3 separate regions of the Homo sapiens genome follow, and regions 1 and 3 are each linked to region 2. The links are chromatin contacts, found by Hi-C or POLR2A ChIA-PET in ENCODE. All regions are on one chromosome and are shown on one strand. The core of a region is the stretch at or near the end of the contact, and the rest is flanking DNA. Distances in the headings are between cores, read along the strand shown.

Region 1 (3,882 bases), core at 167-2,666, 1.2 Mb before region 2:
CTTTCTAGTTTCCTTTTCCAGTGGGTGCCCTGAGATGCTTGGCTCCGAACTATGAGAATAAGTGGGCCTCCCTGTGTAAAGGGGTTGGGAGCAACAGGCTTGTTTTCCTCTCGTCCCAGTTCTCATTTTCTGTGGCACCTCATGTGGGAGTTCAGTCAGGCTGGTGGAAAAAATTTTAGATGGAGTTATAGGATATAGACACAAATCTTCTTGGAAGGCTGGGGAGTTCTGCATAGCTTCAGATAGTTTGGCTGAAGGCAGCCAGATTCTCTTTTCAGGAGCCTAAGAGCTTAGGGCGCAGATACAAAGGCATATAAGGGAGTTTATCTAAATAGCATGTTTACACATGTGGTCCTAAGACTAACCTTTGACCATTCGTGGGCAGGATGGCTGTCTTTGGGGGAGGGCAACCAGATTAATTACCCATAGGTGTGTTGACTCAAAGCCTTTGTCATTTAATGTGTGCTGGATAAATGCTGGCAGGACCAGCTAGTTGAGGCCACGGCTGCTACTCTTTACAGCACCTTCCTTGGTGTTTGTGAGGGGCCCAGACCCTTAACTGGACTGACAAGCAGAATATCTGTGTCACTGTACGTTATTCATCCATCGTTGGGTCAGGGTCTGTGGGACAGACCCCCACAACCTCCCACTGGGGAGCAGGCCTCTGGCCTCCTGAAAGCCAATTTCCCAAAGGCCACTTTCCTCCCACCATGCAGTCACAGCTGTATACCTGCTGGTCCACCCTGCTGCCTTGGGGGTCCCGTGAAGGCCGGCTCTGTCTTTCTAGCTTTGCGCCTCTGTGCTCTGTGCAGGGCCTGGCATTTAGCAAGTGGTCTGGCAATGAAGGAAAGAACTTCCCTAGAAGGTTGTAGGGGTCCCCAGATCTTTGTGGCTCACTGTCACGAGTATTTCCAGGTGGATATTTGAGCAGCAGACTGTCATTGGGAAGCAGGGCCTGGGCTCTGGGCCGCATTGGACAAGCAGTTTCTGCTAGCCAGAATCTGCTAGCTTTCTCTCCTGGGTACCGGGGAGGTACTGGGCACAGTGGGCTGAGGCCTGTGGCAAGCTGGGCACAGTCATGGTTCTTTCAGTTTCTGTTTCCTATTAGGGACTGACAATGGAATTAAGGGGCATGGAGAAGAGTGAGGCAGATGGTCCATGCTTCTGGAGAGCTCCGAGGACCTAGATGTTGGGTGTAGGGGGCGCTGGAGGGGATATCAGAGGAGCCATGAGGGGGTCGCAAAGGAGAGGCAGGGAGCGGGTTGGGGTCAGAGTTTGAAGCCAGCTATCAGAGGAGGGAGGGCGCTGGTGGCCTTGCATCATGTGTGGGGTGGAGAGCACAGCCCAGGAAAAACAGTGATGGGGGAAGGAAGGGGTGAGGTGAGGCTGAAAGAAGACGCAAGCTTCTGCTAAGGAGGCTGGGTTTTATGTAATAAGCAACTGGGAGTCATGAGCACCGGAAGATGATGCAGTCCACACGTGGCCACTCAGGAAGACAGCTGCATCTTCTGTGAGGAGGCCTGGGGAGAGCTGTCACCCGGGCAGGATGGTCTACACAAGGTCTGCTGCAAACTCGGGTGCTAGCCTGGGTAGTGGCTGAGAAAATGAGCAGCTGGGACACCAGACGAGCTGGGCTGGGAAGGACGAGGCTGTGTGGTGCATCACCAGCCAGATGCCTGGGGTTGCAGGCTGGGAGTGGGGAAGGTGTGCCCAGGATTTAGAGGACACTGGGGGTGGAGAAGTGGGGGCAAGGGACAGGGGGAGAAGGAGAGGGGATAAGGAGAAATGCATTCTAGATCCAAGAGAATAAGATTTAACAGCAAACTTACTTTGTTCAGTTCATTTCCACATGAGGCTGTGCAAGTGAGAAATGAAGTGTCTCCTCATTACTCTTAATTCTGTCAGTGTTAGGAAGCAAGAAGACTCCCCTCTTCCAGTCCTGGGGGTTGTTAGTTATGCTGAAAAGCACCCTGTGCTCTTTTTTGATTTCAGAGAAGGGGTACATTTTCCTCCAAGGAAGGGGGAGCCAGTTCCGGGACCTATCAGACCAGCACCTCTGAGGTTTGCTAAAGTATTTGCCTGGCTGTTCAGAGGCCCTAGTAACACAGTCAATTAACACATAATTTGTTTTATTTATTTATTTAGAGATGGGATCTTGCTCTGTTGCCCAGGCTGGAGTACAGTGGCATGATCTCAGTTCACTGAAACCTCAACTTCCTGGGCTCAAGTGATCCTCCTGTCTCAGTCTCCTGAGTAGCTGGGATCACAGGTGTGAGCCACCATGCCTGGCTAATTTTTTTGTGGACATGGGGTTTCACTATGTTGCCGAGGCTGGTCTTGAACTCTGGAGCTCAAACAATCTACTTGCCTTGGTCTCCCAAAGTGCTGGGATTATGGGCATGAGCCACCACACCTGGCCATAATTTGTATGTGTATTATAACTATATTCATACAATAAAGTAAGCTAGAGAAAGGAAAATGTTATTATGAAAGTTGTAAGTGAGAGAATACATTTACTATTCATTAGGTAGACGTAGATCATCATAAAAGTCTTTACCCTCATAGCCTTTACATTAAGTAGGCTGAGGAGGTGGGAGAGAAGGGGTTGGTCTTGTCTTGGAGTGGCAGAGGCAGAAGAAAATCTGCATATAAGTAGGCCCAAGCAGTTCAACCCCATGTTGTTTAAGGGTCAACTGTATTTCAAATGAGGAAAGCTTGGGCTAGACTTAGAGAAAGGTAAGCAGGAGAAAAGTAATCATTAGCATGAAATACCTCTGAATTAGAATGCTGTCCACCTCCTCCCTGTCAAACAGCTGTGTGTACCTGGCTCAGGCCCCCTATTATTGTTCTCAAGTGTCAATAAAATTCCATCTGTACCTTCACTGGCTCCTTATCTTCATATAGACCCAGATTTTTGTGCATGCATCTTAGCTCAGATTGCTATAAGAGAATACTAAACTGGGCAGCTAAAGCAACAGACATTTACTTGTTTCTCACAATTTTCAGGATGGAAGTCTGAGATCAGGATACCAACATGTTCAGGTCTGGTAAGGGCTCTCTTCCTGGCTTGCAGACAGCCACCTTCTTGCTGTATCCTCAAATGACAGAGAGAGAGAGAGGAAACTCTACAGTCTCTTCCTCTTCTTATAAGGGTACTAACCCCATTATGAAAGACCAACATTCATGACTTCATTTAAGCCTAATTACCTCCCAAAGGCTTTACCTCCTAATACCATCACATTGGGAGTTAGCATTTTAACATATGAATTTTGAGTGACACAAACATTTAGTTCATAAGAGTATAGTTACCTTGTTCTCCCAAAAGCTTTTTTAATTCTTACAAAGGAGTTAACACTAACTAGTTAATAACATGACTTTGAGGGCTAAGAGATATGCTAGTTGGGAAATGTCTAATATGATATAATGCCTGGCTCACAGCTGGAAGCAATACATCATAGCAATAGTCATTATTGCTTAGATATTTAGTGCTTTTGTAGTTTAGTTCTAAACTTTTGTAATTTTCAATGTGATGTCATTCCACATAAATTTTTTACCTGGAACATGGGCTATAATTTCTTTTAATTATTATAGAAAAGTATATATATTTTCCTCTCACTCTTGAATGAGTAACAGTTTAGCTAGGTATAAAATTCTATATTGATAGTAACTTTCTCTTGGCACTTTGTGAGTTCCTCCCATGTTTTCTGGCATCTGTTTCTGATGATGTTCCTCCCATCAGTGTTCTTTTTTTTTGTAGATAATCTTTTTTTTCCCCCAATGAGATTTTTTTTCTTTATCCTGAGATGTCTCACAGTTTCACTGTAATATATAGACACTTAGCTATATCACAGTGAAAATACAAGTTTCTATGTATCCATATCT
Region 2 (4,246 bases), core at 1-2,500:
TAACCCTTCTCTTTTTGGAGTGGCGTTCGCGCCTCTCCTCTTTCTCAGACTCTAGCTGGTCCAAGCACCGGAGCTTTCTGGGAGAGGGCGATGGAGAAGGGGACAGACAGCGGCCGGCCCGGGGGGTGTCCGAACAGGCAGGTTGGTGGGTTAAGGTCTTAATCTTGACTCGAGATCTCTCCCCGGAGTTCACAGAGTAGGCGACGAAGCCGAAGCAGCTGGAGCGCGACCCGGAGGAGTCTGACTTCTCGTTGTCTTCATAATTTTCATTCGTTGCTTTCTTCGTGGACTTGCGGCTGGGGGAGGATCCCCGCTTCCCGCCCCCGAGGGAGTTATAATTATCCACTTTGAGAGCAGCCCCTTCCCACTGAAATGTCCCTAAAGTGGGCGCCCTGCCCCTCGGGCCCCCGTCCGAATCTCAGGGCCTCACGGAGGTGGCCATACCCTGCCGCCGAGGGGTTGGGGGGTCCGGGGGAGGGTGGGGGCGCAGGCCGTAGGGACTGCGCGCTGCTGCTGCCTCCGCCCGGACCGGCTTCTCCACTGACTGCGCCGAGGCCCGGGCTCTCCATTGTTCGGTCACATTGGAAGGCCCCCGGGACCCCGAGGCGGGAGCCGGCCGCCCAAACAACGCTCACCGTTACACGCCGCAATCGAGGCGTCTCAACCATCGCCAGAACCAGGACGATTGCTCCGAAGGCCCCACCACGAGGAAGGCAGCCAGGCGCCCGCGCCAACCAAGCGCCTTGTTTGCGCTCCACAGGGGACCGCACCGCCACTCCATCCACAGCGCAAACAAACCACTGCGAGCCCCAGGGCGCAGGCCGGCCCAACGGCCTCCAGGGGCGGCGCTTCGGCCGCAAGTAGTGAAAAGAAGATCAAAACAACTCACCCCGCCCTTCCCAGAGCCTGGCCAAGGGCGCGCCCCACCAGCGCCAGCCCCGACGGGTCCAAGCCACCAGCGGCGGAAGCACGCGGGAGGAGCACTCATGCCGGATCTCAGGCATGGGCCGGAGAGGCCGCAGCGTAGGGCTGGGACTGGAGGGGCAGGCAGCCGAAAAAAGAGGCTGGGCGGCGCGCCTCGCGGGGTAGCAGGGGCGGCGCGCCTCGCTTGCGTGACACCGGGCCGTCCGGGGGCTTACCTGGTCGCCGAGCAGGCGGGCGGGTAAAGCTAGGCCGCGAGAGCGAGGTTAGGAGAGGAGAGGAGGCCGCAGTACTGCTCACACGCTCCGCTCTTCTCCCACTCTCGACTCTGCAGAGCCGCCAGCAGCCCCGCACCCTTTATCCGCGGCCCGGGGCCGCCCCCGGTGCCCTGATTGGCTCCCAGCGGCCAGGAGCCCGGGCCGATCAGCTGATGCGGTCCCGGGCCCCGCGGCCATTGGGCGAGGAGCCCGGCGGGCGCCGCTGGGGTGGGGGCAAGCGAACTGGGAAAGAAAGAAAGAAAGAGAAAGGGGCGTGGGGGAGGGGCAGGGCGGCGTGGGGGAAGGGAGCGGAGCCGGGAGGGCTGAGGGCAGAGGGGCGAGTTGCCGCCAGGCCGGGAAGCCTCGGCTCGCCGCCCACCCGCCAGCTCGCCAGGTGCCGCCCCACGGCCCCCAACCCGGGGTCCCGAGGCTCCCAGCAAAGCCCGCCCTGGACCTCTGCCCTGCCGCCTTCACGGGGAATAGTTTTACGAGGAGAGCTCCCTGGGGAAATGCGGAACCAGGGAAACCGAATTTAGCCTTTTGTTGCGAGGGAGCCTCCGAGCCCCGCTTCCTGCGGGCAGGGGTTAGCTTGAGAGGGAGCGCGGGGCGCGGGACCCGAGGGAACTTTGGGCGGGCCTGGGCTAGGGCGGGTGCCGCGCGGGCCTGGGGACAGGCCGGGGTTCCCAAGGCCTGGAAGAGCCGCCCGCTCCGGCTCTCTTGGGTCTGGGGAAATAAACAGAACTCTGCCATTTCACATTTGAAATCAACGTGCTGTTTCTCTAATTTTACAGAGAGGATTCTGGAGGGCGGTAGAAACTAAGTCTGGAGACCTGTCTCATACTGCTGGCCAGACCCTAGGCAGGTCTTTCAGGGCCCAAGTTTCCTCATCTGCAAAATAAAGTGGTCATCGAAAATGACCTGTGGAGCCGCCCACTAGATTTGAAATTCTGTGTGCAAACTGCCCCCGGAGCAGCTGAAAGGAAATCGAGGTGTTCACTTGCCCCCTTTGAAGTCCAGGGATTGTCAAGAAATTCCTTTAACGAATTCTCCCTGATTTTGCTTTATCAAGTGCGGCTTCTTGTTAATCTGGAAAATGGGAATACATACCTCTCCTCTCAGCTTGCCGTGATGGTTGGGAAAATGTGTATGTGAACACAATATTGAAATGTACCTAGAGACACAACATAGGTAGGTAGGTAGGTAGGTAGGTAGATACTGCTATCCGTACTATTACTCGATCATTCTATTTTTAGTGCCTGAAATCTACCTGATGGTGTCCAGATTTTATTGCTTCTTTCAGTTTAAAGAGCAAGAATTTATGCTTCCAGTGCCTTTGGAAGAGGAAGGGAAGAAGTTTGTTCTGGTTATGTTTTGTACCGCAAATGTGGAAAAGAAATGTTGCCTGCAACCACACACACATAACTTGGCTTCTTTGGTCAACATCCCTTTCCTTTAAGAGTGTATAACACTGTAGTGCTTTTACATGACAGATGCAGCATTCATCTCAAACAGGGTTTTTTGGGATGTTTCAGACTGGTGACATTTTGGATTGGGTAAGGTGCCTTACAAATTCCTTGTTAAATTTCAGTGCTGCCCCTTGAAGCATTACATTGTGGTGGCTAAAGGCACGGCTGCAAGTCAGGTAAACCTAGGTTCAAATCTGGGCTTTCCCTTCATACCAGCTTTGTGTTGGCCAAATCACTTAGCCACATGAAGCCTGTTTCTTTGTCTATAATAAAAGAGGGATAATCATTTTTACCTCATAAAAGGATTAATTGTGATAGCACATGCAGAAGAGATTGAGTAGTCCTTGGTGCATCGTAAATGTTTAGAAAACAGCAATTATAATTATCATAGGCCAAGTTCTATAATCTGAGGTGATTGGATTCTTTCTTTCCCCATAGCGACTTTTGAATACAACTTTTCTGACTCAGTGTAATGCTTTACCATTCATTATATCAAACTGGACTTAACCTTGGTAACACAGTGAGCTGTCTTCATCTCTTTCTGTAAAGGTTTGAGTTTAAATGGTCGAGGAAGGGGAGCAAAGGAGGAGAAAAGTGATATTTTTATTTTAAAAGATGTTATTAATCATTTCCAGATACCAAACTACCGAACCATAAGCCAGAGCCTCTGCTGCACACACCACCAGCCCCTGAGGTGGGGATGACAAACATAACAGAGAACGGAATGGTAAGGCGTGAGTGCGGTTCTGCAGGCTTATGGTATTTCTGCCATTTGAGTGCCTGCTTCCCTTCCTAGATGTCTTGACCTCATTGAGCAGTTTATTCATTGTCATATCCCCCAGTAGTGTCCACGGTGAGTGTTCAATAAATGATATTTGTTAACCACACAGAAGTGACAGCAGCACCATCAAGAGAACATGTGCTTTGAGCTGCTTTTCCAAGAATGGAAATGGATTTGCTTTGATCCATTCATGTGACCAGGGGCACGCTTTGTAAGGGTTAGGAACATAATACATGACCACTGACTCTTTCAGGAGTGAACAAGAGGCCTTGTCCTCCTTGGCCAGCCCCACATTTACTTAAAATGATGAAATTAGGGCGCAGATGAGTCCAAGAACTGACCAGGGAGGCTTGAGCATAGGCGAGAAGTAAAAGCAGAAGAAAACCCTTAACTGGTTCACCCGCAGAAACCCAGACTGTACTTTTAGAGAAGTTAAAAGTAAAACAGCCTGTTTCATCCAGTTTGACTTTGCTGTGTCTGCTGCCCTTTCTTCTCCTTCCCCTTCTTCCCTAAATTGCCACCCGCCCCCATTCTTCACCCCCACCATAAAAAGAGCATTAGAATGCTTGAACCCATGAACTTTTCTGTTTCTTGGTACACACCATATCAGTGCTGACAAGGGGTTCCATTGCATGTGCTTTGAAGTCATATTTTTCTCTCTTAGAGTAGAATTGCCATGTCCAAGGGGTGGGTGGAGTGGGAGAGCAATTACAGGGAAAGATTTTGTTCCAAATCTGCAGAAATAGCCTGAGATTAAAAGTATTTCTTCAATGTTGTTCTGCTGCCTGAAATAAAAGCTTTGTATTAGGATTTTGCTCTAC
Region 3 (3,848 bases), core at 756-3,255, 1.3 Mb before region 2:
CTCTGTTGCCCAGGCTGGAGTACAATGGTGTGATCTCGGCTCACTGCAACCTCTGCCTCCTGTGTTCAAGCAATTCTCCTGCCTCAGCCTTCCGAGTAGCTGGGATTACAGGCACCTGCCGCCATGCCAGGCTAATTACTGTATTTTTTTTTTTAGTAGAGACAGGGTTTCACCATATTAGCCAGGCTGGTCTTGAACTCCTGATCTCAAGTGATCCGCCCACCTTGTCCTTCCAAAGTGATAGGATTACAGGCGTGAGCCACCACACCCGGCTGATTATTTTGTAATAAAAAAGACGGCAGCACAGAGAAGTGAAGTAATTTTCCAGAGGCCATGCAGCAAGTGAAAGGTGAAGCTGGGATTCCAACCTAGGAAGCCAGCCTCCTCAGCCTGTGCTCTTAGCCATTGCTTTATAGTGACTAATAACTTGCAAAGAAAAAGAGAAGAGAAAAATTCTTGTGTCATTACTCAATATATGCTATTTGGTTTTGTAATTATTCGTGTCATTATTTTATATCTTCCTCTACGTGGGCTGAAAATTCCTAGAGGGGAGGAACTCTGGGTCTCAGAGCCTGCTGTCTCAGTTACCATCAGTTGTGGGCACAGGTAATGCTATTGAGCCATCACATCCTCTGGAGATTGTGAATTGGTCATGATCAAGCCCACTCTTCACTGGTATTTTTCCTAAATAAATTCATTGCTTGACCAACCCCGGGGCAGGATCAGGCCCAGGGTTCCACATGGACTCCAAGAAAGCAGTGCTTAGTTTTCTCATTCAGATTGTGGCTGAGAAGTTGTCATTTATCGTCTGTACAATAACGCAGATGTGTATGTGACTTCCCCCTTTTCAGCAGTGGAGACACTGAAGCGGCCTGAGGTTATTTACCCAGAGTCCTCAGGCAGGTCTGTGGTGGAGCTTCGGTGGAACTAACTGGAAGTGACTCCATGTTTCCAGTCCAGGACCCTGGGCAACCCCGTGGTAATTGTGTCCTGATATACTTATAAGGACCAGTAGATGGACTAAGTTGTTGACTGACCAGAAAATTCTGGAACTCCCTAGCACTATATTTTTACCTTGACACGAAATGAAATTATGACATCATCATGGGAACACAGGACTTCTTTCTTTTTATTTTCAGAACTTGCTCGATTTTTCCAAGGGTGGACTGGTCAGTCCTTGTAATGGAAAAATGGAAATGGAAAAAAAAAAGGAAAAAAAAATCATTGTGGAGAACCTGTAACATCTTCCATTTAACTTATTTGATAACTGGGTTTGTTCTAGAATCTAGAGAACAAAGTGAAAGATGCCAGCTTTAGAGGACAACCAATAACTTTGTATCTAGACACGATTCCTTGAAAAGAAGCCAAAAACCTAGGCAAAAACTTTTAGAATCCCCCTTTTCTTTGGGGTTAGAACTGACAGCTGCTAAGAGTGTATGTGACTCTAGCGGGGAAAGCGGCTCATCCAAAAATAATGATTGCCAAATACTTTGCAGTAATACTATTTGTTATCCAGGGGTGTCCTCCGCCGCGTATGGCCACCATCTCTATTTTTGCCAGGGTTGAGGGGGGTCGCTTACAGGTGTGGCCGGCCTGGAAACGGTGGTGTGGCTGGTGAGGGCGGAGTCGATCAGGGAAGGATCAGGACTTTATGGCAGAACAGAGTCCACCACCGTGTTCGGAAGAAAGTTCGAATATTTTGTTCGCTTTGGTTCCGGCAAGCCATCGCACAAGCCAGAATCTGTAACTCCAAACAGTAGCGCTCTCGAGCACCGTCCCGAACATTCACTCCCCACGGGCCTGGTCTGCGGCCGCAAGCCGTCGCCCCCTTTAAGAGCCTGCTCCGCGGGACTAACGTTCGAACGGGCCCTGGCGCCCCTCCTCGGGCTCCGATTGGCCGTGCGCGGCGCACGAGGGCGCGCCGGCCAGCCCCGGAACGGTTGGCGGCCCTTCGTGATTGGCGGTCGAGAAGCCTATATAAGGCGCGGGGCAGCCAGGCTGCCCTGTTTAGCGACCGGACCCGAAACGGGGAAGTTGTCTTGTTTGGAGAGGTTAGTAGAGCAGCGCGCGCGTCACCAGAGTCGTTTCTCTTCGGAGTCTTAGGTGATCGAGGGTGTGCCCAGGGGGCGGACTTGTTTGCGCCTCCCGTTCCCTCCCAATTTCCAAACGTGTCACCCCGGCGCCGACGGCCCTGTGCAGGGGAAGCAGATGGAGTTCAAGCTGGAGGCTCATCGCATCGTCAGCATCTCTCTGGGCAAGATCTACAACTCGCGGGTCCAGCGCGGCGGCATCAAGCTGCATAAGAACCTCCTGGTCTCGCTGGTGCTGCGCAGCGCCCGCCAAGTCTACCTGAGCGACCCGTGCCCCGGCCTCTACCTGGCCGGTCCCGCTGGGACCCCGGCGCCGCCACCGCAGCAGCAGCCCGGGGAGCCGGCGGCCGGGCCACCCGCCGGCTGGGGAGAGCCGCCCCCGCCCGCCGCTCGTGCCTCTTGGCCGGAGACCGAGCCGCAGCCGGAGCGCTCCTCCGTCTCAGACGCGCCGCGGGTAGGGGACGAGGTGCCGGTGGCCACGGTGACTGGAGTCGGGGACGTTTTTCAGGGCGGAGAGGCGGACGCGACGGAAGCTGCCTGGAGCCGCGTGGAGGGGCCGCGCCAGGCGGCGGCCAGAGAAGCCGAGGGTACCGCCGGAGGCTGGGGCGTCTTCCCCGAGGTATCTCGTGCCGCGCGCCGCCCCTGCGGCTGCCCCCTAGGCGGGGAGGACCCGCCGGGTACACCGGCCGCGACCCCCCGCGCTGCCTGCTGCTGCGCGCCGCAACCAGCGGAGGACGAGCCCCCCGCGCCGCCCGCGGTGTGCCCCAGGAAGCGCTGCGCGGCGGGGGTGGGCGGCGGCCCAGCGGGCTGCCCGGCGCCCGGCTCGACCCCGCTCAAGAAGCCCCGCCGGAACTTAGAGCAGCCGCCGAGTGGAGGAGAGGACGACGACGCGGAGGAGATGGAGACCGGGAACGTGGCTAACCTCATCAGCATCTTCGGTTCCAGTTTCTCGGGACTCCTACGGAAAAGCCCCGGGGGCGGCAGAGAGGAAGAGGAGGGAGAGGAGAGCGGTCCGGAAGCCGCCGAGCCCGGGCAGATCTGCTGCGATAAGCCGGTGCTGAGAGACATGAACCCCTGGAGCACAGCCATCGTGGCCTTCTGAGCCCTTGGCCCCCCTGCGGGGAGGAGGTGGAGCAGCGGGCGTCCCCGAAGTGAGGGCCAGGCCCTTCCCGGCTGCGAGGACGCCCAGAGACCGCGGGCGCTGAGCGCGTTGGGCAGACTGGTTGCCTCTGGGCATCGCAAACTGCCCCCGGGCGCATCTGGCTTATCTGGAGACCTGGGAGCTTGAGGCTCATTGGAAGAGGACGATCGTTAACTTTTGTGTTTGTGTATGTCTGTGTATGTAAGTTTGTCTTGTGGCATTAAGACTATTTTGCTCTTCTGGAATGCACCACTCCTTCCCCAGGGTTTAAGAGATTGGGGGCAGACAGGGACTTTCCTCTGCCGGCTGCGTGGAGAAGGAAGCGGCTAAAAGGTTTGGGCCGGGGAGTTCCCCATTCGTTCTCCGGGGAGGGAGGGACTTTACACCTACCCCTCACCGGAAAGCTAGACCCGCTTCAGGGCCAGGAGTGGCGTTTCCGCACAGGATTTCCTAAGACGAGAGGGATTTAGCCAAGAGCACAGACTTGGATTCCTTCTGTCCCTCCCCACCTTTCTCTCCCAATGAAGAAACGTTTATATCCTGTGATTACTCTAGGAAAGGGGCGTATTAACGGTCCTTTGCTTCCCCGCAGGGGAGAAAAAGCTTGACGAACTTCA

What was found. Hi-C counts contacts between places; a loop is a spot of excess contacts on that map. ChIA-PET counts read pairs that join two places held with the same protein, here RNA polymerase II (POLR2A). Pooled maps may share reads with other maps.
Region 1: a map of endothelial cell of hepatic sinusoid shows a loop between it and region 2 (5-fold over the local background). The contact joins the enhancer-like site here to the promoter of GLUL in region 2. A Hi-C loop is called at or near these places in 2 of 168 maps with a recorded cell type or tissue (ascending aorta and endothelial cell of hepatic sinusoid) and 4 of 50 pooled maps.
Region 3: a loop to region 2 is called in a map of endothelial cell of umbilical vein, with 15 times the contacts of the local background. The contact joins the promoter of IER5 here to the promoter of GLUL in region 2. A Hi-C loop is called at or near these places in 1 of 168 maps with a recorded cell type or tissue (endothelial cell of umbilical vein) and 8 of 50 pooled maps. POLR2A ChIA-PET finds 5 or more read pairs at or near these places in 2 of 52 experiments (Caco-2 and activated CD4-positive, alpha-beta T cell).

The regions. Positions count from the first base shown.
Region 1 is chr1:181,160,140-181,164,021 of GRCh38, forward strand. No RefSeq gene overlaps it. Among named protein-coding and RNA genes, the nearest start is that of LINC01732, 12 kb to the right of the region's middle. RefSeq lists a silencer at 214-508. Within about 2 kb of position 1,417, at least 7 of the 41 ENCODE cell types and tissues checked have a DNase peak (open chromatin) inside an H3K27ac peak, as active enhancers do.
Region 2 is chr1:182,390,540-182,394,785 of GRCh38, forward strand. GLUL (glutamate-ammonia ligase) reads right to left here and starts at 1,251. Exons shown (of 7, transcript NM_001033044.4): 1 at 1,140-1,251. RefSeq lists a silencer at 987-1,666.
Region 3 is chr1:181,086,695-181,090,542 of GRCh38, forward strand. It overlaps IER5 (immediate early response 5), which reads left to right and starts at 2,006. Exons shown (of 1, transcript NM_016545.5): 1 at 2,006-3,848. The coding sequence starts at 2,209. The coding sequence ends at 3,192. LOC124904465 (a long non-coding RNA gene) reads right to left here and starts at 1,807. Exons shown (of 2, transcript XR_007066762.1): 1 at 1,581-1,807; 2 at 1,103-1,176. RefSeq lists silencers at 1,785-2,054, 2,365-2,524, 2,725-2,944, 3,519-3,813 and an enhancer at 3,335-3,504.